Regions from separate parts of the Homo sapiens genome. Here region 1 is linked to region 2. Evidence: read pairs that join two places in POLR2A ChIA-PET (ENCODE). Cell type or tissue: PC-3. All regions are shown on one strand. Links, peaks and the distances in the headings refer to the core of each region. The heading gives the core; the rest is flanking DNA.

Evidence for each region. Peaks named below come from ENCODE experiments on the same cell type or tissue, not always from the same donor. Only the 100,000 strongest peaks of a DNase experiment are listed, where the experiment ranks them.
Region 1: POLR2A ChIA-PET joins it to region 2 with 11 read pairs; 2 of 35 experiments call an interaction of 5 or more read pairs at or near these places.

What each region holds. Positions count from the first base shown.
Region 1 is chr1:44,524,061-44,539,176 of GRCh38, reverse strand. The region is part of intron 2 of RNF220 (ring finger protein 220); the gene reads right to left. Among named protein-coding and RNA genes, the nearest start is that of MIR5584, 14 kb to the left of the region's middle. RefSeq lists enhancers at 13,700-15,025, 14,675-15,116. In PC-3, for the core only: no CTCF peak of the experiment used is centred there; a DNase peak (open chromatin) is centred at 6,926; H3K27ac peaks cover 1,775 bases.
Region 2 is chr1:44,030,910-44,046,025 of GRCh38, reverse strand. LOC107984948 (a long non-coding RNA gene) reads right to left here. Exons shown (of 2, transcript XR_007066054.1): 2 at 5,590-6,119. It overlaps LOC124904168 (a long non-coding RNA gene), which reads left to right and starts at 10,252. Exons shown (of 4, transcript XR_007066055.1): 1 at 10,252-10,343; 2 at 10,601-10,771; 3 at 11,706-12,381; 4 at 13,299-13,483. It overlaps SLC6A9 (solute carrier family 6 member 9), which reads left to right and starts at 14,564. Exons shown (of 14, transcript NM_001024845.3): 1 at 14,564-14,720. It overlaps LOC124904169 (a long non-coding RNA gene), which reads left to right. Exons shown (of 3, transcript XR_007066056.1): 3 at 438-1,223. It also overlaps a transcript of KLF17 not described here. RefSeq lists silencers at 3,791-3,964, 15,023-15,092, a cis regulatory region at 9,897-9,914 and enhancers at 9,833-9,977, 8,361-11,315, 14,834-15,116. In PC-3, for the core only: CTCF peaks have their summits at 9,057, 9,258 (motif pointing right) and 10,049; DNase peaks (open chromatin) are centred at 6,585 and 9,275; H3K27ac peaks cover 2,531 bases.

The DNA of each region.
Region 1 (15,116 bases), core at 2,954-10,953, 490 kb before region 2:
CGATCTTGGCTCACTGCAACCTTCGCATCCCGGGTTCAAGTGATTCTCCTGCCTCAGCCTCCTGAATAGTTGGGATTACAGGTGCCCACAACCATGCCTGGCTAATTTTTGTATTTTTAGTAGAGACGGGGTTTCGCCATGTTGGTCAGGCTGGTCTCCAACTCCTGAGCTCAGGTGATCCGCCCACCTGGGCCTCTCAAAGTGCTGGGATTATAGGCATGATCCACCGCGCCCAGCCTTTTTTTTTTTTTTTTTTTTCCCTAGATGGAGTCTCACTCTGTCGCCCAGGCTGGAGTGTAGTGGCATGATCTCAGCTCACTGCAGCCTCCACCTCCCGGGTTTAAGTCATTCTCCTGCCTCAGCCTCCCGAGTAGCTGGGATGACAGGTGCCTGCCACCACGCCCAGCTAATTTTTGTAGTTTTGGTACAGATGGGGTTTCACCATGTTGGCCAGGCTGGTCTTGAACTCCTGACCTCAGGTGATCCACCTGTGTCGGCCTCCCAAAGAGCTGGGATTACAGGCATGAGCCACTGCGCTTGGCCAGAATAGAGCTTTTTAAGAGGGCAATGATTTTTGGTGCCAAATGCAAAAGTGAAATTAAGACAGACAAAGACAGAAACATGTCCACAGAATTTGGCAATTCCGAGGTTGTTACTGCTGTTTGAGAGAGCAGTTTACTTGCAGTAGCGAGGGCAGAAGCCATACCAGCCAGCTCACTTCTAGATGAGATGTGAGAAAGTGTAGACCAATCTTTCAAGAAATGCAACTAAGAAGAAAATGACAAAAACAAGAGTAGCTTAAGGGGAAATACAGGATCAAGGGGATCGTTTCAAGAAGGGGCAGGGATTAAAAAAACATTTATAGGGTAAATCAGACGGAAAAGACATGACAAGAGAGAAAATACTGGAGAAAGGTAAGTAGATACAGAGCTGGCTGAATAACCACACCCAAAGAATATTGATGAGAGTTTGAAAACAAGGTCTCCAGTGACATATGACCAGATTTGTCCTTTGTCCTGTACAGCATTTTTATCAACAACTTGAAGGCATGAACAGCATGACTAACACATTTATAGTCAGATAAGTCTAGGGACAGCCAACAAGATGAAGTACAGGATCAGTATTCAAAAATCACTTCTGCAAGTAGGCATACAGGTGAGATTTAACAGACGAAAGTAACTATTCTGCATGTAGGCTAAAAATAGAATTTCTGGAAGTATAGGTTTGAGAAGCTACGCCTTGAGAAGGTTCATGGGAAGAAGATCCAGGAATTCTGGTTGAGTTTACATTTGCCAAAAGACTTCTGAAGACTCCAGCCACATTGGCAGAGGCGCAGTGCACAGAACAAAGGCGGGCTGGTCACACCACAAACACAGTGGGAACATTCTGCACTTTTCTGGGCTTCGTACCATTCAGGTGATAGGTGACTAGGGCGAGGTGGGTCAGGATGGAAAGATGTCTTGGAACCCTGACTTGTGATCATTGGTTGGGGAAGTTGGGGAAAGAATTTGAGAAATGCGACAGGAATTCTTAAGTATTTGCCAGTTTATCATATAGTAAAGAGAATAGACTCCCTCTGAAGAGATTCAAAGGACAGAACTTTACTCCTAGGGTAACGAAAGGCAAATTTTGGCTCAATATGAGGCAAGAAGTCTATGGATCCCCCTCTATGCATGGGTTTAGGGTCCCTAAAATGGAATATAAAATGTTATGTAAACGTTAATATACATTTTTTTTTGTAGAAGGTGTTCATGGCTTTCAATACATTCTGAAAGGAGTCTGTGACACACACACACACATTAAGAACCACAGAAAAAGGGAGAATTTTCTTTCAATTATGGTAATTGGAATGGAACTATGGCTTCCAGAAGGAGCAGGATTCCCATCACTGGATATGTTCAAACAGGGGCAGAAAGACCTAGTGAACTCTATCAAGTTTAGAGGTCTGATACAAGAAGGGGTTGGTTGTAGACCACGCAAAGAAAGGTGTTTGTGTGTGTGTGTGTATGCAGGGGGTAGAAGAGGGGCAGAGAGAAAGAAGAAGGCAAGACAGAGGTAGTGAGATAAACACTGTCATGGGCCGTTTCCATCATGTACTCACAAGAGCATAATAAAGCCCTTGTAATATACTAGAACTTGTGTGGTCCCGGGGCCTAATTTGCATACTAATTACTGAGTGCAAATGGGACCGAGGGGTAGGGAGGGAGGGTGGGGGAGGCATGCAGGGAGCGAGGGGCCTGGACTGTTTGCTCTGCCATTTCATATCATGCTAACAAGCTAATCCGGCGTGCAGTTAGCTCCTGATATATAACTGCTCATTAGTATTATAATAAAGTACATGAAACAACCATAAAACGTTATATACTGCACAAGTGTTGTTTTCTTGCCAATTATCTGCAGGCGGATTTATCACCACAGTTGTTTCGAATTCCCCTTGGTGAGGTTTGGGCGGAATAAAGAAAGGTGTTGGTGGCGGCAGCAGCAGAGGGGGGCCTTTTCGAGGGGCAGACCATGTGTTTTCTTAAGTAGCACTTACTGATGCGCCATTTCATGAGAGTGAAGCAAAGAGATCCGTCCTTCCCCAGCTCCGCAGCCCCAGAGGAAAGCGACAAGGGTGAGAGCTGAGAAAGGCTGCAGGCCCATGTTCCAGGGCCCTGGGGACACAGGGCCCACAGCCTGCTGGACAGCCCAGAACCTCCAAGTATAAAGGCCTGTATCAATCCCACGGACTGTTTAATGAGGTCTTGTAAATCTGCACCACTTGCTGCTCTCCAGGCTTCCAAGCTTGCTGTTCAGGTAGCCCAGTTCAAAGCAATGTTTCACCCCCACTGCCTTATTCCTAAAGCACTTACTGAATGAGCTCTAGTGAAGGCAGCCTTGTTCTGAGAAGATGTTCTGGAGATGCGTCGTTCTTGCAAAGAGTTCGTTTCTGCCTCTGGGCTCTCAAGGGACTCTCACAACACAGCCACCCACTCAGTGTTCTGGGAGGAGTATGGAGGGAAGCTCTGACTTTCCCAGACAGCCTGTAGGGCCCAAGTCACACCTCCTAAGGTCACCCTACTCCATCATCACCAGCGAATGCAGGAAGGCCCTGGAATTGGGAAGTAGAGAAGACCCCTTTCTCAGTTTTACTCTATTAGATTAGAAAAGAGCACCCTTGCTTAATAGCGAGTTGGGATGAGGTTTCAGGGCCCTGTTACACTTCATCCTTTCTCACCGCTCCCCAGGCTGAAGGAAAATTTGCAGAGTTCTCATATATTCTAGGAAGGCCTCTTGAACTGCCTGGACCCACAGCACGTAGCCAGCTCCCAGCAGCCTCACTGTTGGGAATGGGCCACAGGTTTGAAGAAGCCAATTCTTCAAAGGTCTGCTCGCTGACCAGAAGTCCCAGCCAGGCCCCATACAATCTCCCAGACCTCTACTAAGTAGACATCAGCTTCAGTAGTCACCCAGGAGCTGCGCAGAAGGATGGCGGGTCAGTCCCACTTTGCCTGTGCTGTGCTGGTGTATCGAAGGACTGATGTGGGTATTAGGAAATACACATTAACTTCAAAGACTAACATGAACAGCCACATTTCCTTTAGAGATCCATAGTGGATGTGCTAATTCACAAACTAAATTCAAATTGTGAACACATCTGGCCTGGGCTCTGGGCTCCTCTCAAAGAACCCTAATAGTAAACAAGGCAAGGAACATCAGTGGGAGTTCTCACAAATTTCTCAGAAGAAGCTGCCTCCTGGCCGGGCACGGTGGCTCATGCCTGTAATCGCAGCACTTTGGGAGGCCAAGGTGGGCGGATCACAAGGTCAGGAGTTCGAGACCAGCCTGGCCAATATGGTGAAACCCCGTTTCTACTAAAAATACAAAAATCAGCTGGGCATGGTGACATGTGCCTATAATCCCAGCCACTTGGGAGGGTGAGACAGGAGAATCGCTGAACCCAGGGAGGCAGAGGTTGCGGTGAGCTGAAATCGTGCCACTGCACTCCAGCCTGGGTGACCGAGTGAGACTCTGTCTCAAAAAAAAAAAAAAAAAAAAAAAGAAGAAGCTGCCTCCTGAAGCCCCTCCTCACACAGAAGGAAATGTAATGAAGTTGTTCCCCCAGTTCCCAGCCCCTACCCCCGATGAAGCCAGAAAGCTTTACTCCTCCTACGGAGATTAGCAGTAACTTGCTCCCTGGTCACAACGAGTCTGGACAACTCAATAGCTCCCCCTTTCCCGCTCTAAATAGCATCTCCACTTGAAGAGCTTAAAAACATTTAGTAAATTTCTGTTCCAGGTATGTTCTTTGTTGTTTTAGTTCTCTCCAATCTTTAAATGTCTGTCCGTATCAGATAACAAATGACTAGAGACGTAATGATTTGACTATTTTCTAATGGGTGTGCTTTGATGTATCACAGACTTGAGGTTAACGAACTGGAGGATCACCTTTCTCTTCCATATACAATTCTAGGTTTCATAATTCGGCTATTATGATGGCAACCATGATGATGATGATGGCAGTGATGATAAAGGAATGACCACCTCATTCTGATACTTGATAATCCCCAAATCTAAGGAAAGAACAATGGGCTGAAAGGCCATTAACATCTCCAAACCAGATTAAATGCCAATGCTTTGTCAAAGTCCAGCAGTGAAGAAGTGATATTTGGTATTTAGATGCAATCGTAATTTGAATTGACTAAAGAATCAAGTTCAGGGAGAAGGGAGGGATAGCATTAGGAGATATACCTAATGCTAAATGACGAGTTAACGGGTGCAGCACACCAACATGGCACATGTATACATATGTAACAAACCTGCACACTGTGCGCATGTACCCTAAAACTTAAAGTATAATAATAATAAAATTAAAAATAATAATAATAATAGAAATGTAAAAAAAAAATCAAGCTCAGGCCAGGTGCAATGGCTCACACCTGTAATCCCAACACTTTGGGAGGCTGAGGCGGGAGGATTGCTTGAGCGCAGGAGTTCGAGACCAGCCTGGCCAACATAGCGAAACCCAACCTCCATGCACAAAAAGTAAACAAAATTAGCCAAGCATGGTGGCACATACCTGTAATCCCAGCTACTCAGTTGGCTAAGGCACAAGAATCACTTGGACCCGGGAGGCCAAGGTATAGTAAGTTGAGATTGTGCCACTGCACTCTAGCCTGGGCAACAGAGCAAGAGTCTGTCTCAATAAAAATAATCAAGTTCAGACTCTTCAGCTGATCTTCCATGAAGTGGCACCCACCTCCTTCTTCGGGCTCATCTCCTAGGCCCTACCTCTATGTCCTTGCAATGCTGACTTGGGTCAAATTCCCCCTAAAAATGGATGCTTTCTTTTACCTCTCTGCTTTTGCTCATTCTGATCCCTCTACTTAGAATGCTTATCCACTTTTTTCCAGTGCCAACTCCTCCTAACTTGGGTCAGGTGCTATCTCCTGCAGAAGCCTTTTCTGACAGTCCATCCCTTGTCTGATCTAGGTGACCCTTCATGTGCTGGAAGCACCCTGTACTTCTATCTCATGTCAATCAATAGCTTTTGAACCTCTTCAGGGCAGGTGTCTTATTCTTTGTGGTCCCTGCAACTCAGTATGAAGTACTGGCCGAAAGCAAGTACTTAATACATGTTTCTATCTATTCCATAGTTTGGGAGAACCAACCTGGACTAAAACTTTATTTCTTTTTCTTTTATTTTTTCTGAGACGGGGTCTCACTCTGTTGCCCAGGCTGGAGTTCAGTGGTGCCATCAGGGCTCACTGCAGCCCTCCTAGGCTCAAGCAATCCTCCTGCCTCAGCCTCCCAAGTAGCTAGGACTACAGGCATGCACCACTATGCTCAGCTCATTTTTCTGATATTTTTTAGAGATGAGGTCTCACTATGTTGCCCAGGCTGATCTCAAACTCCTGGGCTCAAGTGACCCTCCCACTTTGGTCTCCCAAAGTGCTGGGATTACAGGCGTGAGCCACCATGCCCAGCCTGGACTTAAAGCTTTAAACTCACACCAGTATGCTGACCTAGAGCCTTCAGCAGACTTTCGTTTACTCTCCCCTTTAGGACTCAAAGCTGGGCAGTTCTTTCCAAGACCAAAGAGAGGGGGCAAACCCTCATGTCTGTGACATTGGAAGTCCACCATTTTATTGCCATCTATTTCCTCCTTCCTTTTAGTCTGGTCTTTAAAGGTGCAAGCAGGGACTGACCAGGTCCAGGGACTCAGTGGCTCAATCCTACAGAGCAACGCAGCTGCACCGACTTCCCCTAGGGAGCTGGAGCTCCCCTCTTCCTCCCCTGCTGTGACAAGAAGGTCTTCAGGGGCAGGACCATTCAGCAGAAAGCCTCAGTATACCCTTCTGCTTTGAGCTGTTCCCATTTGCAGGAGACACAGGTGGATAGCAAATAGATGACTGGTGTTTTTCATAAGATTGCTGTGGGGCTTAACGGAGATAATGAAGGCAATGCTCCTATCACTGCATCAGTCATACAACAAGCACTCAAGTCCTACTGTTCTGCTCCTCCTTCCCCTTTGAAAGGCACACTGTTATAATTCAAACAAAACAGAACAAAGCAAGGCTTTGAAGTCATAAAACAATTCGGCCTCTTATAAGCTATTCAACTTTGCAAAAGTTGCTTCCCTTTCTTAACTTCAGCTTTCCCACCTGCAAAATGAGCTCATAATGCTCACCCACAGTTTTAATAAGGAATAAACCACGTGATAAAAGATGCCAAAATACACATATGTCTGAAGTGTCCACCTCTGGTATATAGTGGGGACTCAATAAATAGTAGAAGTAAGGATAACAATAAATGTAAGAGTCTGAATTTCTATCTAAAAAAACAGCATAAGGACAGGATGAAAGAGACATGACTCAGCAATGAGACAAGGTAGGGGTTTTAGTTGATAAGGTCAGTATGAGTCAGCAGCTAATGTGACTTCCAGCCGCATTCATAAAGTGGTGACAGGCTCACCCTGCTGTGTCCTGGTTTGGCCACCTTGGACAGGGCAGGTCTGGGCACCATTCTTTGTGAGCTCAAAATAATAATAAATGTATGTGAAGGCCCGTTGTAAACCATAAAGAGCGTACATATGTAAAACATCATTATGAATCATCAGCAGTAGAGTATTAATTGAGAGAGAGGTCATCTGCACTGACTTTAGAGGGATAAAGCAGTACAGTAGAAGGGGGAGTGAGACTCAGCACCTTAGAAAAAAGGGGGGCAGAAAGAGGAGGCTTAGAGAGGGGTGACACAGGCAGAGGAAGCTGATTCTTGTATGTCCCCTATGAGCCAAACCAAGAACAGTTGGTGAAAGTTAAAGCTAGTTTAGGCTCATTTTAAGAAAGTATTTTCTAACAATCAGAGTACTGCTTTGAAGAATAATGAGCTCCCCCTCATAAGAGGTATTCAAGCAGTGATTGGATGATAATTGGTCCTAATGGAGGGAATTCAAACATGGAAGAAGAGACCAGATCATCTTGAAGGGCTCTTCTGACCCCAAAGTGTCATGGCTTTGGGGGCTGTCTTTCTCCTGTTCTCTCTCATCACAGGGGAAGGGAAAAGTCAGAAATCTTCAATTTAATAACTGATCTGATATTCCTCAAACACCCACTACCTGCCAGGCATTGTGCTAGCTGCTGAGAAAATAAGCAAAAATAAGGAAAAGACTTTGGCCTCTGTGCTCTTACAGTCTAATGGGGTTAACTGGCAAAGAGCTTTGGACACACATCAGAGAGAGCAACTAAATGCTTGGAACGGAGTGAGTCCACCAGGGAGATGATACTGGAGCTGAGTTTTGAATAAATAATCTTCCTAGATGGAAAAGGGAAATAACAGGACAACAGGTAGAAAGGACAAGACCTGCAAAGCCATGGAATCATGGAAAAGCAGACAAAGTTTAGGGGAAGATGAGCTGCATGAGAAATGGGACAGAAGAAATAGTTTGGGCTGGATTGTGAAGCACTTAGTGAAACTTCTGGAGGACCCCGGATTTACCTTGAGGATTACAGGAAGCAAGGGAGGAATCTACAAAGAGCAGCCCAGTCACACCTGTGTTTTAAAAGGGTTTGGATCATAATTCTGAAAGACACAATCCTGAATGCCATAATTCTAAATGTTGACATCCCAAAAGATCAAAATCCCTAAACGTAAATCTCTAATGTCCAAAATCTCCAAGATCACAATCACAGGTTAGTTTTCTTTCATTATTTTATTTTATTTTATTATTTATTTAAGACGGAGTCTCACCCTGTCACCCAGGCTGGAGTGCAATGGCGCAATCTCGGCTCACTGCAACCTCTGCCTCCTGGGTTCAAATGATTCTCCTGCCTCAGCTTCCCAAATAGCTGGGATTACAGGAGTGCACCACCATGCCTGGCTAATTTTGTATTTTTAGTAGAGACAGGGTTTTACCACGTTGGTCAGGCTGGTCTTGAACTCCTGACCTCATGATCTGCCCACCTAGACTCCCAAAGTGCTGGGATTACAGGAGTGAGCCACTGTGCGTGACCAGTTCTTTCACTATTTTAAATTGTCAGCATTATTTGCTATAATTTGCTGTGCTACGTATTTCATCTTTGCATCATTTCCAATACTGGAGGTATAAATTGTGTAGAGACTTTTAAGAGAGTTGTAATTCTTTTTATGCTTTTTTTTTTTTTTTTGCAGATTTGACTCCATGAAAGTGCATTATCACAATGTTGATTTTGTGTATCAGCATTGCGCATCTACGTAAAAATGTTGAAACTTCCTCAGTAAATGACGAGATGTCCTTTTTGTACATCTGCATTTGTGAAAGACAAAATTTCTTGAGATCTCTGCTCTTTGGGTGACTGCATATGTGGTGGTGACCCACAGTGGTAACCCATTGTAGTTTTTGCTCCATCTTGTCAAAAGACTTAGGTTGTTCATCATGGTATTTCAGATAACCACAATTATAAAGCTGATGGCACACAATTACCAACTATAGTGAAATGTGTTTATACATTTCCCTCTTTGACCTATTTCTTTATGAATATGGTTCGTCTGATCATAAATGCTATACTCATGCAACTTTTGTTAGTATACCTAAACGTTTATACTCACAAAAAAAGTATGTTGTTGCTTATTTTTTATTATTTAATTTTAATTTTTTTTTTTTTGAGATAAGAGTCTCACTCTGTCACCCAGGCTGGAGTGCAGTGGCACGATCTTGGCTTACTGCAACCTCCACCTCCCTGGTTCAAGCGATTCTCCTGCCTCAGCCTCCCAAATAGCTGGGAGTAGAGGCGCCCACCACCATGCCCTGCTAATTTTTTTTGTATTTTTAGTAGAGATGGGGTTTTGCCATATTGCCAAGGCTGATCTCGAACTCCTGAGCTCAGGCAATCCGCCCACCTTGGCCTCCCAAAATGCTGGGATTATAGCACTATTACCAGCCTATTGTTGCTTATTTTATTGTGTAAAGTGGCCTATGAAGTGTTCTGTCGTGCTTTTATGTTTTTCAAATAAATCTCCTTTTTAAAATATAAATAAATATCTGGCCAGGCATGGTGGCTCACGCCTGTAATCCCAGCACTTTGGGAGGCCCAGGCAGGTGGATTACTTGAGGCCAGGAGTTCGAGACCAGCCTGGACAACATAGTGAGACTCCATCTCTACTAGAAAATACAAAAAGTAACTGGGTGTGGTGGCACTTGCCTGTAGTTCCAGCTACTCGAGTGGCTGAGGCAGGAGAATCACTGGAACCTGGGAGGTGGAGGCTGCAGTGAGCCAGGATCGTGCCACTGCAGCACTCCATCCTGGGTGACATAGCGAGACTCTGTCTAAAAATATGTGTGTGTGTGTGTTTGTGTGTGTGTGTGTGTGTAATTCCTTTTTTTTTTCCCATGCATAGTTTTACTTAACATTATTTTAGGATCTCTGCTGAAATATTCTTCAAATATATGTTTTTAAATGGCTGAACAATATTTTATCATATGATTATACTATAACTTATTTAACCATTTTATTGTTGTGGAACATTAGGTTGTTCTCAGATTTTCTCTGCTATAAATAATACTGAAATGATGATCCTTATGCATAAATCTTTGACCACATATCTAATTATTTTCTTAGAATAAATTCCAAGAAGGGAATTACTAAAATAAAGGATATGAATATTTTAAGGATTTTGCTACACATTACAAAATTGCTTCTAGAAAGGTTATACAAATGTATGCTTTTACCAATAGTATATAAGAATGTCTGCCTAACTCTACCCTTATTAGCATTGAACTTTATAATTTTAAAAGTTGCCAATTCTGGCCAAACGTGGTGGCTCATGCCTGTAATCCCAGCACTTTGGGAGGCTGAGGTGGGTGGATCGCCTGAGGTCAGGAGTTAAAGACCAGCCTGACAAGCATGGTGAAACCCCATCTCTACTAAAAATACAAAATTAGCCAGGTGTGGTGGCACATGCCTGTAATCCCAGCTACTTGGGAGGCTGAGGCAGGAGAATCACTTAAACCTGGGAGGTGGAGGTTGCAGTAAGCCAAAATTGTGCCATTGCACTCCAGCTTGGGCAATAGAGTGAGATTCTGTCTCAAAAAAAAAAAAAAAAAAGTTGCCAATTTGCAGGGCCGGGCGCAGTGGCTTACGCCTGTAATCCCAGCACTTTGGGAGGCCGAGGTGTGTGGATCACAAGGTCAAGAGATTGAGACCATCCTGGCTAACACGGTGAAACCCCATCTCTACTAAAAATACAAAAAATTAGCCAGGTGTGGCAGCGTGTGCCTGTAGTCCCAGCTGCTGGGGAGGCTGAGGCAGGAGAATGGCATGAACCTGGGAGACGGAGCTTGCAGTGAGCCGAGATAGCGCCACTGGACTCCAGCCTGGGTGACAGAGTGAGACTCCGTCTCAAAAAAAAAAAAAAGTTGCCAATTTGTATCGGCAAAATATCACCTCATTTAATTTACATGAACTATATTAATATGAAGGTTCATATTTCTTTTATTAACTGGTTGTTCATTACTTAGTCCATTTTATATTGAGCTATTAGTGCTTTTTATTGATTTGTAAGCACTCTTTACATATTACGGACATCAAATGTTCTGCTATACTTACTGCAAATCTTTGTTTTTCAGGTGGCATTTGCCTTTTATTTTTGTTTATGGTGGGGCTTTTGTTGTTGTATAGTAATTTAGAATTTTTGGTGACTTCATTGCATTCACACTATGAAAGTTCTTTCCAGATACATAGCTATGATTTTTACCCTTTGCATTTAACTTTTTTTTTTTTTTTTTTTTTTTTTTGGGATGGAGTCTTGCTCTGTCACCCAGGCTGGAGTGCAGTGGTGCAATCTCGGCTCGCTGCAATCTTCATCTCCCAAGTCAAAGAGATTCTCCTGCCTCAGCCTCTCAAGTAGCTGGGACTACAGGTGCCTGCCACCATGCCTGGCTAATTTTTGTATTTTTAGTAAAGTCGGGGTTTCACCACGTTGGCCAGGCTGGTCTCGAACTCCTGCCCTCAGATGATCTGCCCATCTCAGCCTCCCAAAGTGCTGGGATTACAGGTGTGAGCCACCGCACCCAGCCCTGCATTTAAATTTTTAATTCATCTATTTAATGCATTACTTAAAAAAAAAATAAGACAGGGTCTCGTTATGTTTTCTGGGCTGGTCTTGAACTCCTGGACTTAAGCGATTCTCTCATCTCCGCATCTCGAGTGGCTGAGATTACAGGTGTACATCATAGTGCCTGGCTTAATTCATTAATTCTGATATAAGGTACAAGGCAAGGAACTCACTTCTCTCCTACTTCCCAAGTTTTACTTATTTACTCCCTCCCTCCCTTCCTTCCTTCCTTCCTTTCCTCCTTCCTTTGGTGAAAGAGGACAGATAACGGGGAAAGAAAAAGGGAAGACTCTAGGTCAAACTAGGTTTCTGCTTGTGTGGTTAGATGGTGCTGATGGATCATTTAAGTTGCAGGCTTGGAAGAATATAATGATGTCAGTATTGAATATGTTGAGTCTGGAGGTGCTCTGCAAGGATTCAAGGAGAGATAGTGAGTTGGCAGCTGGAATATGGGCATGAAGCTCAGGAGAGAGGTTGAGGCTGAAGTTGCAGCCATGGTATTCATCAGTGTTTAGGTGGCAGGTGAAACTACAGGCATGATGAGCTCACCCCGGGAAGATGCGTAAGTAAGGAGAGAAGTGAAGCAGTGTACTCTGGGAAGCAGCGATACTGAAGGGGCACATCAAGCAGAAGCTGGGGAAGGAGAATGAGCAGGAGTAGAAGTAGATAAGATCCAAAGAGATGAGTCAGAGAAGCTAAGGGAAGAGCGGCTTTGAAGAAAGAAGAGGTGATCAGAATGTCAGTGAAGAAGTGGGATAGAGCTCATTGAGTGAATGGGCTGACTGAATGGGAGGTGGGGAAGTGGAGGCAATGTGAGTGAGATGTCTTTTGAACAAGTTTATCAGTAAAGGGAAAGAGGAAGAGGGGAGAGTAATGTGCTTGGAAGTTAAGATTAAAAGAAGATTTAAAGGGGAGATTTGAGGGTGTGTGAAGGCAGAGAGAAAGGCATTGGTAGGAAGAGGGATATTTAAAATGTGAGAGAAGAGATGGTGGTGCCAGATTGAAGGAGGAGGAGTGATGGGCCCAGGTGGAAGGATGAGTACTGAGTTAGGACACAAGTACTGGATAGTACTGAGTTAGGACAAAAGTGCTGAGTAGTACTGAGTCAGGACACAAGTACTGAGTAGTACTGAGTTAGGGGACAATTCAGTGAAGATGGCCTCCAGGGTGAGGCCAAGGTTAGGGAGGGAGAAAAGTTGTGGCTGTTTGGCCTTTATTCTCTCTGAAAAGCAGGAAATGAAGTCATCTACAGAGAATGAGGTAAACAGAGGCAGTGAAGAGAAATATTTTGAGAGAGGGAAGGGTTTACAACAACTGCTGTGGGAAATGGGAAGTCATTCTGGGACAAGTACGCAGACTGTTGAGACTTAGTCAGGGTCTGCTAGTGGTGACACCAGTTGAAATGGTTATGCGCTTTTCTCCCCGGAGCATCACAGGCCGGAAATAGAGGAGAAAGTAAATGCTTTCATGGATTTGGGATTTGAGGTAGGCAAACAGGTGGGACAGAAAGGCAAAAGGGTGAGGAAATGGCACGAAGAAATTCTTTAAAGATGTTGATCAAAGGGTCAAGGTCGGGCAGGAAAGAAAGTGAAGCTAGGAGGGGAATGGTGGGCTTGTTAAATTAGGAATGGTCCAGGGACTGAAGGTCTAACGGAGGTCAAAAACAGATTCAGTGGGAGTGAGGAAGGAGAACGGACATAAGGACAGCAGACGCAGCTTACAAAATGGGATTCAGAGTTCATTATTTTTGAGACGAAGAAATTGTGGGAGATGGTCAGACTGAGGGCGGGGCTGTGTTTCCATGGAATCTGCTGTAGGAGTGCAGGATGCTGCAGCAGAGGATCCCAGGATGTGGACAGTCCATGTGGGTGCTGAAATTCACAGGAGGAACGCAGAATAGGGGTGAGCAGGGAGATACTGAGTGCCAACGTTCCTGCTGAATAGAGGGGAGATGTCATCAGCAGATGACAGTGACAAGTAAGTAGAGAGGATCGAATGGCCTCAAAAGAGCAGGGATGTTTGTATGAGGGTGAAGGAACACATGTGGACAGTGGTATCAGCAAAAGTCACTTGCTACAGTAGTAGGGGGGTAAACAGGCACCTGGCACAGTTAGGCAGACCAAAGCGGGGCAGCAGTTTCAAGGTTCTGTTATTTTTTGTGTGTGTTTGTTGGTTGGTTCATTCAACCATTCATTCAAAAAGGATTTGATGAGATGCGTCTGCTGAGCCCTGAGCGCTGTGCTAGGCGTGCAGGACGCTGCCTCTTCCACAGGAATGCACACCAGCCAGCAGCCTTTCCCCGTTTTGCCAAAGGTGGCCCCCCTCTCGCTCAGCAAGCCCCCCACACCAAAGTCCTGGCACCAAAGCCAGGCAGGCCCTGACACGGCTGGTGACCAGTAGGGGATCTTCTTGTTACAGCTTTTTCCCCAGAGATAAATAGGCCACAGTAAAAAAGATTGCTACATCCTTTCAATAAAGATTTTTTTTCTTTTCCAGACAGCTTGAGAAATGTTTTAAAAGCTTCTCACATTTCCAGTGAAACCCACAGAGAAGAATTTTGCTTGTTATCAGCCCTGGAAGCCTCTGATAGACGGGTGACATTTTTTTTCTTTTTCTTTCTCTTTTTCTCTTTTCCTTTTTTTCACCAGCTGAAGAGAGAGTCACAGTGTGTTTTATAACTGGCTCTCTGCATTTCAAAAGCTCAACGAGAGCTCTCTGCTAACCCCGATAAGCCTTGGGCTCTTAGCGTCTTAAATACCTCTGACAAGCTATACATTACAGCGCTAATAATTTGCCAAATTTGCGCCCATAATATGATATCTGTAAAACGTCAAGGGCAGTAATGCGATTAGCGGTCTCAAATGAAATATCGAACATTCAGCGTTTAGGTCCTGAATAGGGGGAGAAAGGAAAGGAAATCAATTTCAAAAGCAGGAGGGAAAAAGGCGATAAGCGTGTAATAAAAATAGAGAGAGACAGAGGAGAGATGCGGAGGAAGAGACGGGCAGAGCAAGACGCAGGGAGAGATAGACCAGCCTGCATTCGTGTTTGAGGCAGGTAAGAGATGTAAAAAACTTTTACAAAGCAGTTCCAACACGAAGCTGGGAAATAACATTTGGTCACCACAGCAACCGGGTTTGGGTGGAAGGAGGGAGGTGGGGGCTGGGAGTTGAGGAAGGGGTTGGCCAAGCCTAGGGACCGGCCTTTCACTCTCTGCCCCCAACAGCCTGCTTCCATAAAACACAGGAAGTTGAATTACAAGGAGTCTGAGGGTGGGCTCTCACCCTGCCCCCACCTACCCGAGGTGGGAGAGTCGTAATGGACTAATTATCTGGCCAGCAGAGGCGGTGGCGGCGGCAGTTCGCAGGAGAGAGGGCCCGGGCTGTCACATACCAGGCTCTAGACTAAATAACAACATCTCACACCTGCAGCTTTACGAGCCCTTGCTGAGAGGAGCCAGTGCAAGCCCTCCCCTCCCTTTGCCCCCCTCCAGCATCCCCCCATTCACATTTGGGCCCCCACTCTAGCCAGGCTGCTGCTGGGGC
Region 2 (15,116 bases), core at 2,688-10,687:
ATTAAGAAAACGTCTACATACACCAAGACTGGGTGACAATGATTGTGTTAGGAGGGTCTGGAGGGCACAGATCTGACACACTACCTAGTGACAACATTGAGTTATGTGCAGCTTAGTTATGTGTGATATGTGTGATTCTGTGTTGCTGATGGTGGTGTCTAGAGAACATTGGATGCAAATGACTGTGGGAGGGACACATTCTGGATGAAAATGGGCTCAGGGCTAAACTGGGGTCAAATAGTTTGGGGATAACACTGGGTTGTGTGTGAAAGTATGTTGAGAAAGCATTTGAGTGAAATAGTGTTGTGGGTAAGACCAGGCCTGGATAAAACAAAGTTTTTGTGACAATGGTGTTGGGCAGTGGGTGCTGGCAACTGTTTAACTATTGCCTCTTCAAGAAAAACAAGACATTGATTTGCAACGTTTCCAAATTCCAGGGTGTAAATAGTCCCATCATGGTGATGTCAAGCCCCAAACATGATGTCATGATGAGCCACCTAAGAAGGTTCAAAGAAAAAGGAGAAGAGAGTCTGGAATTGAGTTTTGAACACTCCAACATTTCCAGGCTTGGCAGAAGAGAAGTCAGCAAAGGAGACAGAAGGTGCTGCCAGAGGAGGAAGAGGAGAATCAGCAGAGTGTGCTGTCCAAAGTGCCAGGGAAGAGGGTTTCAGGCGGAGGAGGAAGTGTCAAGAAAGTTGAACGTTTCTGAGAGATTGGTAGATTAGCTCCCAGGGCAGTCCCGCAGCACGAGGTCACCTGTAATCCTCCCGGATCAGACACGGTGCCAACCCAGGTGCACCCACAACCCTTGCATGGCAGCATCTGTCATCCTGGTCACTCAACTGCCTTCTGTCCTTCTGGTAAGAACATCCCGCCCCTGTGGAAAACAGCCTGTCCTTCCTCCAGGCAGGTGGCTCCAATCTCAATCATGGCACCTCGAGAAACTACGGGTGATCATGGCCAAGCTCAGCCAAGGCAGAGCCATTCTTCAGGATTTATAAGTGCAGTGCTCCACCGAAACAGGGAAACACTGCTCTCTTTTCCTCTGATACCATTAAACTGACATGACATCAGACTGAAGTGGCCTTTGGCAATGGAAAAAGCCTGTCTGAAGTAGAAGCCGAAATGAGAAAGGAAAACCTGGATGTGTCCCTCCATCTGGGTCTACTCTTGTTTTCTCCAGCTCTGAACCAATAAACAGCACTGGCATTTTGAACACTTTACAAGTATCGGCTCAGTATTCCCAACAACCTTAGATGGGTATTACCCAGGTACCCCATGTTAGAGATGAGGAAATTTGCCCATGGCTGCAGAGTGCAAGAGCTGAGATTTCACCCTAGGTAGTTGGCTTCAGAGTCCACAGTTCATTAGGCCAGATGGTTCTTTCTTCTTGGGGAGTTTCCAGTGCATTGCGGGATAGTGAACAGCATCCCTGACCTCTGCCCCCCTAGATGCTGTTGGCACCCCTGTCTTCAGGTGTTACAAGTAAAAATGCCTCCAGACACAGCCACACATTCCAGGGTGGGTGGACAGCCACTGCTACTGTTCTGCTGCCTTCCGGTTCTTTTCGAATTGCTGTCACTGAGTCACCCAGATGACTCTGCATTTGCCACAGTTCAGGCTCACCTAATCTGTGTGTCAACTACAAATAACCCCATGTCCCTCAAACCCTGAGTCACCCCCAATACATTGCCACCTGGACCCTGTGTTATCGAAAACCCCACGCCAGCTACAAATCTGTGTCCCCAAGACTTTCTGTCAACCACAGTCCGGTCATTGAGACTTGTGTGACCCATTACCCAGTGGTGTCCCTGCCTTCTGCCAACAACCACAGCTTCCCAGAGTCAGGGTCACAGAGCTGTTCACAGCACAGAAGGCATACATGGAGAGAGGGATAGAAGGAAACCCAGGTGCACATATTCAAAGGCAGGAAGAGCCAGAGAAACCCACAAAAGCAGAAATACACAGAGAACAGGCCACAGCTGGTTACACAGAATGGGTCACTGGCACCTACCAAGGCCCCTGGCAGAGCCCAGTGTCTTTAGCCCCTCCCCCACCTCTGGATTAGCCCTGGGGGCAGGCAGGAAAGCTAGGTTCTGAGGGTAAGGAGCTTAGACCCAACGTGACAGCTAATCACCCACATAAATCCTCTGTCTAGGTCACAAAGCCCTGAGTGGCCTCGCCCCCACCGCACCGTAGTCGCTCCTCCCTCCACGGACTCAGGTGGACACCCCAGCCTCAGTATCTCACCAAGCCCACACCCAGGTGGGCAGAGGGAAGAGTTCAGACTGTCTCCACTCCCTCTCGCTCTCCTGCTAGAATGCGCTAGGAGGGTGTTGGTAGGGGCTAGGGGCCCAAGGACAGAGAGCTTGGGTTTCCCAACAGATCAGCCCAGGAAGGATCTGGCTGAGACCAGAGAAACGCTTTTTCCTGAATCAAGAGACCTGCTAGGAGCAACAGCCCCTCCTCTCTGGACACTGTGATCTGCAGGGCCCTGAGGGTTACCAGGACGAGAGTGTCAACCTGTTTTGGGGCAATAAAAGGCTGTGAAGGAGCCCCACACCTCTCCCAACCTGGCCTGGCATGGTTGCCATGGGGATGCCCCAGTTGCTCCAGAGGTGGCTTCTGGTCCCGGAAGCGGGGATGGCAGAGACAGCCAATCATCGCACCGAGGCGGGTGGGGGTGAAAGGTCAGTGCTGCCTGGGAACATTCCCGACCATAGCTAGGGGCTGACAGCCCAGAGTTTTCCCCCATGCCTGCTTCTCCCAGTTCACACCCCCATCTCCACCACTCCCTTCCCCTCCAGCTCCCATTTCCTCTGCTGCTCCCTCTAAAGGGATGGTCTCAGAGTCTGACTCTGCTGCTAGTTAAGTGACTCAAGCGTGGGGTTCTGGTGTCAGGGCTGACCAGCAGGTCAGACATGTAGACAGGTGAAGAGCTCACACATGTTGCCTCAAGTAAGGGCTCAGGGAGGTTCCAGTGAGGAAAATGGGTATGAAGACTCAGTATTAAGGTTCTGGAAAAAAATCAGGCAAGACACCAGTGTAAGGGTTCACGTTTGGGGCACACATGCCCTGAACACAGCACGGGGCCTCAGGGGACTCAAGGGTAAGGGCCCAATGTGAGGGCTCAGCTGGGGCTCAGTTTTAAGGGTGGGGGATCTGTGCTGGTGTGGTAATTTGTTACTAACCCTTTAGTGGTAATTTGTTACTAAGAACAATTGTTAAAGTACTAAACTTTAGATGAACAATTTTTTAAATGTATAAATTTAAAGGGATTTAAGCTCACCTTTAATTTTTATCTATACATTAAAGAGGATTTAAAATCGGTTACATTCCCACAGGTTTCCCCTAATCTCTCTGAGGTTGGGTTTTCTTATCTATAAAATGGGAATAATAACAGTATCTAGCTCACAGGGTCATTGTGAGGATTAAATGAGAAAATGAATGTAAAGTTCTTAACACAGAAAGTGTGCAAAAATAATAGCATTTTTACAAATGTTCTTAGAGGACCAGGCACAGTGGCTCACACCTATAATCCCAGTACTTTGGGAGGCCAAGGTGGGTGGATCACTTGAGTCTAGGAGTTCGAGACCAGCCTGGGCAACACAGTGAGACCCCTGTCTCTCCAAAATAAAACAAAAAACAGTTCGTTTTTAGCACCTGCCAGTCATGGTGGCACGTGCTACTCAGGAGGCTGAGGTGGGAGGATCACTTGAGTCTGGGTGGTCGAGGCAGCAGTGAGCTGTGATCACACCACTGCACTCCAGCCTGGGTGACAGAGCGAGACCATCTCTAAATAAATAAATAAATAAATAGTGTGCTTGGAAATGGAAGAGAGAGAATTAAGCAAGATCACCAGAAATTGCTTCAAACCCATGGCGGGCCAGCTGGTGTCACACGTCCTGGAGGCAGTAACTACGAAGGGATCCATTTTTCTCCCCCATCGAGGGAGAAAACCAGGGGCCGTGTGGGCAGAAGGTGACAACACGCACCTTCCACGAGGGAGAGAGATGCTGCCAACCACGTTGGGAACATGCTAAAAATCAGTAGCTCATATGCACTAGAATGTAGCGGTAAAATAAACTTATTCTTTAATAGTACATTCATATGAACAAAGGTTTAGGGCAAAAAATTTCAGGTTTTTTTTTTTTTTTTGAGACAGAGTCTCAAAAAAATTGAGGTTCTTAATTTAAAAAATTGGGTTCTTAATTAAAAAATTAAGAACCTAAAGAGTTTTTAAGTGGTTTTATCTCATGATCTTCAATGTATTCAAAATTAAAACTGAAAGTTAAAACATATATTAATTCAAAATAACAATACTTTTGTTATATTTTCACTGAAAATATACTTATATCTATGAAAGACAGCTGTATATTTTCTTTTTTTTGAGACCCAGTTTTGCTCTTGTCACCCAGGCTGGAGTGCAATGGCATGATCTCGGCTCACTGCAACTTCCACCTCCTGGGTTCAAGTGATTCTCCTGTCTCAGCCTCCTGAGTAGCTGGGATGACAGGTGCCCGCCACCATGCCTGGCTAATTTTTGCATTTTTAGTAGAGACGGGGTTTCACCATGTTGGCCAGGCTGGTCTAGAACTCCTGATCTCAGGTGATCCACCCGTCTCTACCTCCCAAAGTGCTGGGATTACAGGCGTGAGACACTACGCCCAGCCAGAGAGCTGTATATTTTCTAAAACAAAAATGTTAGTGAGAACAGTGGCATCGTTTTACACTTTTGCAAATCTCTTTACTGTCTGGCTTGTAGAAGACAGCTAGATTCTCAGCTGCTTCTGCATTCAATCTGTTGCAATGGGTTGCTTTGGTTAAAATATGTGATGAAAACTGAGCTTCATAAAGTATGTAGTTGGGAAAGAGAGAAGTATTTTAATAGCCTTTTCAGTAAATTCTTCTTTCTTCCATACCAAAACTCGAGGTGGTAGTTTCTTAAAAGTTAGTTACTACGTGAACGTTTCATACTCTGTTAACGTTACACTCCACTGGTCTGTCTTGCACTTTGAATAGCTCTTTTACTCATGCATGATTTTGTAACATCATGTATTGGTCATTTGGAAAATATTGGTTCACTGAGTTATGCAGATCTCCCAAATGTTGACACATTTCATTATACAATATTTTTTAAAGAGCACACTCATTAATGCTATCACTGGTCTCATTAGAATTGAAAGCTTTCAAACTCACTGTAAGTAGATATAAGTTTTTCAAATCCTAATTTTCACTTGAAGACGCTAATTTTTTCACTGGCAACAAACACTAATTTTTTTTCCCTTGAATTGATAGGCTCACTTGATTCACCTTTGAGAAAAAGTATGCCAAAGACCCAAGTCTGATAACTATAGTTTGTCATTTGTTCTTTTAAGTAAAACTGGTGTTTGGTGCATTCAGTTCACAATTCAATTGCGTAAGTGCTTTTCCTTGAGATAAGCATACTTCCCATTTTGTCACACAAAATATTTCAAAGACATATATTCAAGGGTTAAGACAATAAAGTTAATAATGTTACTGCTTCTTTTAGACAATATAAAATAATCAGTACAGTGTAGTATTGGCATAAAGACATATAGATCAAAAGATGCTCAGTATCTTTTATTTATTTTATTTTTTTTGAGACGGAGTTTCACTCTTGTTGTCCAGGTTGGAGTGCAATGGCTCAATCTCAGCTCACTGCAATTCCTGCCTCCCAGGTTCAAGCGATTCTCCTGCCTCAGCCTCCCGAGTAGCTGGGATTACAGGCATGCGCCACCATGCCCAGCTAATTTTGTATTTTTAGTAGAGATGGGGTTTCTCCATGTTGTTCAGGCTGGTCTCGAACTCCCGAGCTCAGGTGATCCACCCATCTCAGCCTCCCAAAGTGCTGGGATTACAGTTGTGAGCCACTGCGCCTGGTCGACGCTCAGTATCTTACAGGCATGAATCCAAAATAGATGTGTACATACATGGTCCACTGATTTCTTTTTGCATTTTTTTGTAGAGATGGAGTCTTGCCATGTTGCCCAGGCTGGTCTCAAACTACTGGCCCCAAGTGATCCTCCTGCCTCAGCCTCTCATAGTGTGGGGATTAACAGGCATGAGCCACCACCTCCATCTTCATGATCCATTGACTGTTGACAAAGATCGCAAGTTAATTCAATAGAAAAAGGACAGTATTTTCAACAAATAGTGCTGGAACAATTGGAAATCCATAATCAAAACAGACACAAAGACAAACAAAGCTCAACTCCTTCCTTTGCACAATTTAATAAAGCAAAATGGATCATAGAACTAAAGTAATAGCTACAGTTATAAAACTTCTAGACAAAAACATAGAGTGAATCTTTGAGGGCCCTGAGTTGGGTAAATATTTTCTTAGATAGGACTCAAAATGTACAAACTATAAAAGAAAAAATAATTGATTTTCATCAAAATGAAAAACTTCTATTCTTTGAAAGGCACTGTTAAGAAAATGAAAAGATAAGAAACAGACTGTGAAAATATTTGTGCTCTTACAACTCAGTGACAATAATGCAAACTCATTTTTAAAATGGTCAAAAAGGCCAGTCGTGGTGATTCATGCCTACAATCCCAGCACTTTGGGAGGTGGGAGGATCGCTTGAGCCCAGGAGTTCAAGACCTGCCTGGATAACATAGTGAGACCTTGTCTCTATAAAAAATAAACAAATTAGCCAGGCATGGTGGTGTAGGCCTGTAGTCCCAACTACTCAGGAGGCTAAGGTGGGAGGATGGCTTGAACCCAGGAGGTCAAGGCTGCAGTGAGCCTCATGCCACTGCACTCCATCCTAAAGGACAGAGTGAGACCCTGTCTCAAAAAGAATTTTAATTAAAAAAAAAAACAGTCAAAAGATTTGAATGAATACTTCACTAGGGAAGATACATGAATGGCAAAAAGTCCATGAAAAGATGCTCAAATCATTAATCATCAGGAAATTGCATATTAAAACCACAATAAGATACCACAGTACACTTATTACCATTGCTAAAGTTTAAAAGGTTGATAATGCCAAATGTTGGTGAGAATGTAGAGCAACTAGAAGTCTCAAAATTGCTGATCAGAATGCAAAATAGTACAGCCACTTTGGGAAACTGGAAATTTCTTATAAAAGTACCTGTCATATGCTCCAACAATCCCACTCCAAAGTATTAATTCAAGAGAGATGACAATATGCGTCCACACAGAGATCTGCACATGAATGTGCATACCAATTTTATTCATAATACCAAGAAACGGAAAACAGCCTAAATGTCCATCAACATGTAAATATTTAAGCAAATTATCTATCTGTATGATGAAATACCAATCCATAATAAAAATAAAATAACTACTGATACATGAAACCACAAAACAATAATTTTACTGCTTCACAAGGACAGAAAACCAAACACTGCATGTTCTCACTCATAGGTGGGAACTGAACAATGAGAACACTTGGACACAGGGAGGGGAACATCACACACTGGGGCCTGTCGTGGGGTGGGAAACTGGAGGAGGGATTGCATTAGAAGAAATACTCAATGTAAATGACGAGTTAATGGGTGCAGCAAACAAACATGGTACATGTATACCTATGTAACAAACCTGCATGTTGTGCACATGTACCCTAGAACTTAAAGTATAAAACAAACAAACAAAAAACAGATGCCTTTAAAAAAATAATAATAATAATAATTGTACTGCTTCACCAAGGACTTTTAAAGCAAAATTGAGGCTGGGCATGGTAGCTCACTCCTGTAATCCCAGCACTTTGGGAGTTCCAGGTGGGTGGATCACTTGAAGTCAGGAGTTCAAGACCAGCCTGGCCAACAGAGTGAAATCCTGTCTCTACTAAAAATACAAAAATTAGCCAGGCGTGGTGGTGTGCCCCTGTAATCTCAGCTACTTGGGAGGCTGAGGCAGGAGAATCACATGAACCCGGGAAGTGGAGGTTGCAGTGAGCTTAGATCGTGTCACTGCACTCAAGCCTGGGTGATGAAGTGAGACTCCATCCCAAAAATAAAAATAAATAAATAAATAAATAAGGCAAAACTGGCCCTTTTTTCCCTCCTATTGTTACTAGTCATGCACCATGGTGGAGAAGAATACAAAGATTACTGGTACAGTTGGGTGCCATGCCTTGATTCATGCTTAGGTGCCAACAGTTTCACCCACCGTTGCTCTTACATCATGTGCAAATATCGATAAATTGAAAGTGGCAAATAACAATTTAGTATTGTTAGGAAAATAGCTTTTGCCTTGTGTATTCCCTGTAAGAGTCTTAAAGATTCCCAGGGATCTGCAATCAACACCCTGAGAACTGATGTTCAAATTAATTAGAATAGTCACATTGACTTTTTAAAAATGACACTTCTTTTTCGATATCACTCAAAGGCATGTAAAATGCTTTCACAAATATCCCATGGAAAAAAGGAAGACCAACTCCATCTGTGGTACTATTTGCTTTACTTCCTCGAAAAATAAAAGGGGGGTTGGGGGAAGGAGAACCCGAGTAGGCCCCTGGGAGCGTGTTTGGCATGTGAAGCCATCCATCATGCAGTCATGGTGAGCAGATGCAGGCCTGGGACCAAAAAGGCAAGTGGCGCTGGGAACTCAGGGCCCTTCGTCACCTTTCCCCACACAATCCCACTGGCTATACACCCCTCCACAATACAGTCATACCGACACACACACACACACACACACACACACACACAGAGTCAGGCCAGCCCCACACACCATGGCTAATCTCTCACAACAAGCCCAGCCATGGTTGCACTCACACAATCCAATCATACAGCCACAACAGAGCCACAAAAAAGCCAACACCCAACCTTATTGTGCTCAAAACCAGGTCACACTGCTCTATATTCACAGATGGAGAATCTCAATGGCCATACACTCAACTATAGATATACTCAAACTAGGAGAATGGCTCATAATGTAAAACATCTACTGGGCCCCGTGGCCATGCCAGCACATCCCCCCTAGTATATTGTGCATGGGGTGAAATAATAGCTTTTGGACACAGGCCAACCTGAATTCAAGTTCACGTTTTGGACACAGGCCAACCTGAATCCAAGTTCACGTTCTACCACTTATTAGTTCTATAACCTGCAGCAAATTAGTTAACCTGCCTGAGCTCTCATTCTAGAAAACACAGAAAATTCCTACTTTGAAAACTTGATGTGATGACACAAAATAATCAGACAAGGGGCAGCACCTTGTCTGGCCCAATGTGTGCTGGGGATGCAGCTGTAACTGCCATGTATGGCTTTTGTCACCAGAGGGCACCAGGGCCACAATGTGTCTGGGGAGATTGCTGGAAGAAAATATGCTGAAAAGGCCAGGATTCCTGGGGAGTTTCAGGGTGATTACAGACAGGGTAGGTGTGGGATGTGTGTGGGGCTGGGCAGCTTTTGGGAACCCCACCTAGGCCCCGGCCACACAAGTGGGCTGTTGGGTATGGTGGGCAGCTCCCAGGGAAGATCAGATCTAGGAAGGAGGATGGATGAGGGCTTTCTGTGAGCCAGGCCCTCTTCTGTGCCGATTTCACACACATTAAATCCTTTAATCCCCACAACAATACCGTGGTTGATAGTCACTGCTAATATTAATAGTATTCCTGGTGAGGAATATTGAGGAAGCTGAGGTCTGCTTACATAGCCATTAAGTGGAGACCTGGAATACAAATGCAGGCAGCCTGGCTTCAGAATCCATGGCCCTAACCACAGCTCCACACTGCCCCCAACAGTGACCCTGCATCTCCCCTTGCTGGGGTTCTGCCAGGACTCCCTGACCCTGGCTTTCTTCCCTGGAGTTCAGCCAGCCCCAGCTGGCCTTTCCCCTCTTCCGGCCTGCTCCCCACCTGCTCCCTGGGCCAGCCCATGGTAAGAGGCTTATCACATATGTGTGGGGGACAGATAAGGCAGGGCCCCACGCAGGGCTTATCCAGCCCTGCCATCCCTGCTGGGGAGCTACCAGCAGATGGAGCCCCGCCCGCGGTCTGGGGTCACTCCTTGTGATGCTGCCAGAGCTCTTTATGATGCCATAATTTGTAGTGACATCATTGCTGTGTCCCTCCTTTGAGTCTGAGAGGGTTACTCAGATAAGAGTTGGGGAAGTGGAGTCAGACAGGAGCCCTACTGAGGCTCCAAGTCAGTGGGCCGGGTTGGGCTGGACTGGAGGAGAGAGTGGTGCCAGAGGATCCTCCCCAGGGCAGATGGCTATTTTTGGTGTCGACTGCTCGGCTTATAGCCACCCCTCTTCCTGTCTTCCCAATCCAAAGAGGCTCTGGGTCCAGCAGGGGCAGGAGCAGTAGGAGAAATCTTTAGCCCTGCAGCAGGGCAGCTCTGGGGTCAGTCTCTAGCTCAGGAACCAGCCTGTTCCTCCCTACAGTGAGGCCTGACCCTCAGTACCTCGGGTCTGAGGGGAAGGGGGGCCTTACTTCCAATCCTTGAAATAGCAGTGAGGCAAAGAGAGATTATTAGGATGGCCAGACAGACGGACACAGCCAGACCCACCATAATAGTCACACACATTAACTTGCTGATGTGGGCTGCAGGCACAGCCTCACGCCAACACCATCACACTCACAGCCATTCATTCTCATAGCCATGCCCACAGCTACACGTGGGCCACAGATGGCTGAACCACACGGACATACCAGCACAGGCACAATGTCACCTGTCCCATCTGGGAGAACAGGAACCCCTTCTCTCTCACGGTTGTACTCCCAGAGAGGAGCTCAATTCCCAGCACATGGCAGATGCGCACTAATATTTGGTGAGTGAATAAATGGACATTCAGTGCCACAGGGCCTGTGACCAGGCTGGGCTGAGGCCAGAGGGAACGCCATCCCACCTGCAAGCCTGCTCGACCTCTCCAGACCCAGGATGGGAGCATCGAGGAAGAACTACAACTGCCAGCACCACCCCAGCCCCAACTTCAGTCATGGCCACTCCTCAGATAATAGGTCACTGAAGGGACCTCGGTTATGTAGGGACCCTGGTTATGCAGGGACCCCACTCCCTCCCTCCAGGTGCAGTGAATTGGAACACTGGCACTCTGAAAATGGAATGTTATGAACATTGGGTGCTCTGGATGTTGGGTACCCCAGGCCCCCTGGAATTTGGCACTGGGGGCTCTGGGTTTTGGGTCCTCTACAGTGTTGGGTGCTCTGGCACCCTTGACATTGGGAATTCAGGACTTTGGGAGCTCAAAGCGATTGAGGAGTCTGGGTGTTGAAAGCTCTGGAGATTGGGGCTGCCCCTTGGACAACGCCAAAGTCAATACTTCCTGTCTATATGCCTGATTTTACCTGGAGCCACTGAGGTCCAGCCCGGAACCCCTGTTCTGAACCCCATGATTGGCTTATGCTGCCCCAAGGCTGGGGTGGCAGGGCTGGGGTGGCGGGGTTTCAGGGGTAGAGAAACCACAACAGGATGGCCTAAGGGGTACCTGGAGCCCCAGAGACAGCTCTCAGGTCTGAAACCAATCTAACCTGCTCCTCTGCATTGGGACAGGGCAGTGGAGGTGCCAGGCACTGACCACTGGGCTCCAGGTTCAAGAAAGGAAGAATCTGAGAGCAGAGCCCAGGCAGGCACCTCCCAGTAATGCTTCCTGGCTACTGAGGCTGGGGTTCTAAGGAGGTGGAGACCCCTGGCCAGGCCTGGCTTCAACTACAGGCAATGTCCACCCTCCCCCACCTTCTCAGCAGGCCCCCAGCACCACTCCATCAAGGTGCCCAGTGCTGCCAGCTCCTGCAGTGACCACCAGAAGTGGCCCAAGTCTGGCATTATTCATATTCCTACTAGACACACACCTAAGCTGACTATGTGCATCTCGAAACAGAGGCCTTGATCCTGCAGGCTGATGACACCACTCGAGGAAACCAGCCAGCCCTGGGGGCTCTGACGCTGGATGCAGCCCTCCCAGGAAATAGCTCCACTGGCTGCAGTAACTGGAGGCTCCTGAGCCACATTTCAGCCTGCAGTGGGTGGTGGGTGGGCCCCAGCCCAACTGCTGCCCTGCCCCAGGAAGAAGCAGGCCCGTCAAAATGTCTGACCCCGTCCGTCCCCCATCCCCTCCCCTGCCCCAGTCTGTCCTCAGTCCTGATCCCCCTGCCCGCCCCACAGTGGCCCAGGCTGGCCATGCCCTTCCCACCCTGCAGGCCAGCTGCTCAGAGCCAGGGGCTCACAGCCAGGGACGGAGGCTATCCCAGCTCCCACCCGGGCTGGGCCCAAACCTGCCTCCTTTGGGCCTCATTCTGATTGGAAAAAAACAGCCTCTCTAGTCCCTGTCTCAGGAAGATGACTTTTCAAACCAGAATCTTTCTCACAAGTGTCTCCTCAGGACACAGCTGTGTGGTTTCCTGAAGCTCTTTCTGGTTCAAGGTGGGTAAAACACACATATCCATGAATCTGTTTCTATGTATACAAATAGACTTTGAGCTATGCCAGTGTTAGTCTAATAAAGCCCTCTGGCCAACATCCCCAATCTCCCTAAACACTCCAAGGAAAATTTTCTCTTCACCCCACGTCCCTGTCCCTAGGTTAGTCCCCAAGCCTTCCTCTTTCTGACGGAGCCTCAGAGGGCTGGCCCCTGAGCACCCATCCTCCTCTCTTCTAACAGCCCAGGCCCCAAGCCCCTAGGCCTGAGGGCATCCTGGAAGTCTGGCTTGCAGCACCCTACACCTGCCTCCCTTCATATGGATTCCCTGAGCCATGAAAACTCTCGGAATCTTCACTGAGTGTTCTTAGCGCTCAGTGCCCTCTTCTAGGCCTGTCCCCACCCCAGCCTACTGCTGGAAGGGAGAAGGAGGGAGGCCTTTTCCCCTTCATACTCTTCCTTGTCCGCCTTCCTCTACTTGGGGGCCTCTTCGACATCCTCCATCTGCCTTCCCTGGGGTGGTATCCCTTTTGATGAGCCCCAGCGAGGAGGCAAGGAGGAAGATCCTAAAAAAAACTTATGGAGGAAGTTACGTCCTGGCAGGAGAGATATAGAGGGCTTGGACCCCATCTGCCCAGTCCCAGGAATTGAGCACACACATAACTACACAGACCTGCTGCAGTGCACACAATCAGTCTTCCACAGATGTACCTACACAAATACACAATCGGGGCTCAGGTGTCTGGGGGCACAGACACAACAGGTTGCCTAGATCCAGGTGTGTGTGCACACAACTCACGCAAGAAACACCTGCACTTGGCTTGTAGGAGACTAAAAATCCCAAACATGCTATACCTACTAGGTTTGGGGACAAAGTAAAAGTGAAAATAATCTCGCTGATAAGACTAAGGTGTCTTCCCAGATCTGATCAGGAGTCCAATGTGAATAGGAGACAACAGAGAGCTGTCTTTGTACTTTGGCTCTGAGGAAGGTTTGTGGAATGGACCGCGTGTGGCCTGAGAGAGCTCGCATTTCAGGGAATGCCTGGGCTTGATGCCTGTTATCTTGTTCAGTGCCTCTGATAAATTAATAAACTGGAATCTCACTCAACAATTGGTTTCACGTGAGTTTGGCATGTGTGCACTCGCTTCTTGGAGGCTGACTGTCCCAAGGAAAAAAATTAAACTGTTTCCTGGCCAGAAAATGGTGAGGACTCAGGGTCCAAAGTAGAAATTGCCTCTGTGGGCTGGGCCCCTTCCCTGAGCAGATGCCCTACTCAGGTTGGGGCAAAAACCAGTTCCTCTGACAGAACTAACTGGCCACTCTCCATGAAAGGTGGTGGCTCTCACAAGGTATGCAAATGTGGGAGGCTCATTCCAAATGCCAGCCACCACTCCCCAGAGGCAGCCTGGAGCAATGGGCTTTATATACACACACATGCATTTCCTTAGCCCCTTCTCTCTGTTTCACAGAGGAGGAAACCGAGGCTCACCATGCTCCTTTTGGCAAAGACTCTTTTTTAGCTGAGATTGTAACCCAGGTCTGTCTCACCATGGAAGGAGGAGGGATCCCAGGTTGGTGTCTGCAGCCCCTGTAACACCACCTCAAAAGTAGAGCTGACCAAGCCGGTGGTCCAGGAGGGAAATTTGAGAAAGGGCTACCCCGAGCCCTCCAGTTCCAAGGAGTAGGACCTAGGCCTTACCCAGCAATGCCCACAGTCTCTAGCGGCTCTGCTCCAAAGGGAATGGAATTTGCTCTGACTTCTCTCTAGGGGAAACGCAGGCGCAGAAGGCCAGGGGCCTGGAGGGCTAACTCCAGCCTCAGCCCCCCATAGTGCCCCAGGCCTTCTGGCTTCATTCCAGCCTAGCCCGAAGGGGCCCACATCTGCTTGCTCAAGGGCCCCAGCTGGAGGGCAGCGAGGCAGGGGCGGAGAAGGGGACTCCTTTGTGGCGCTCACTCCCAGGGGTTCGTGGGGATCAATCATCTGAAAGCTGGAGAGACTTGTAATTTTATTCCCTGGGAGGAGGAGCCTGAGAAGTCGGCACGGGAGGAGGGGATGGGATGGAGAGGGGAGGACGGCCAGGGGAGCCGTTCGGGTAGGGGAGGGACTTGGCTAGATCTCCCAAGCCTTCTCCACTCTTCAAACTTTCACCAAACTCTTAGCCCCCGCCTCCCCGAAACCAAAACACAACAGGCTGTGGAAGAGCTGCGAGCGGCGCGGCGGGGCGGGCGAACTCGGCGCGGCACAGAGCCTCGGGAGGCTGATGCAACTTTCCCTTTAAGAAAGCCACCTGGGCGCACCGCGGTGCGGACCCAGCACGCCTGGGCCGGGGGCTGCAGCATGGTAAGGGGGCTGGGGGAAGGGACGCTGGGGCCCGCGCCTCCGTCTGTCCTGCCGTCGGTCTGAGTGTTCGGCGGCTCCGCGGGGCTGAGCCCCAGGACCAGCGTGTGCGTGTGTGTGTGTGTGTGTGTGTGTGTGTGTGATCGCGCATGTATGCGGGCATCTGTGGGTAAGAGTGTGGGTGCACGCACCGGGATGTCTGTCTCGCCGCAAAGATCGGGGTAGGTGCGCGCGTCTGGGTGTCACCGCTGTCACCAAGGAGCTGAAGCGGGAGGGAGAGGGAAGTGGGGGGAGCTCCTGCGTGGGGTGGCGGGGGGGCGCCAGACGCCGGTTCGATCGGGGGCGGCGGGCGCAGGCTGTGCGGGTAGCGCCGGAGCCAGAGCGTGGCACTGTCCGTCC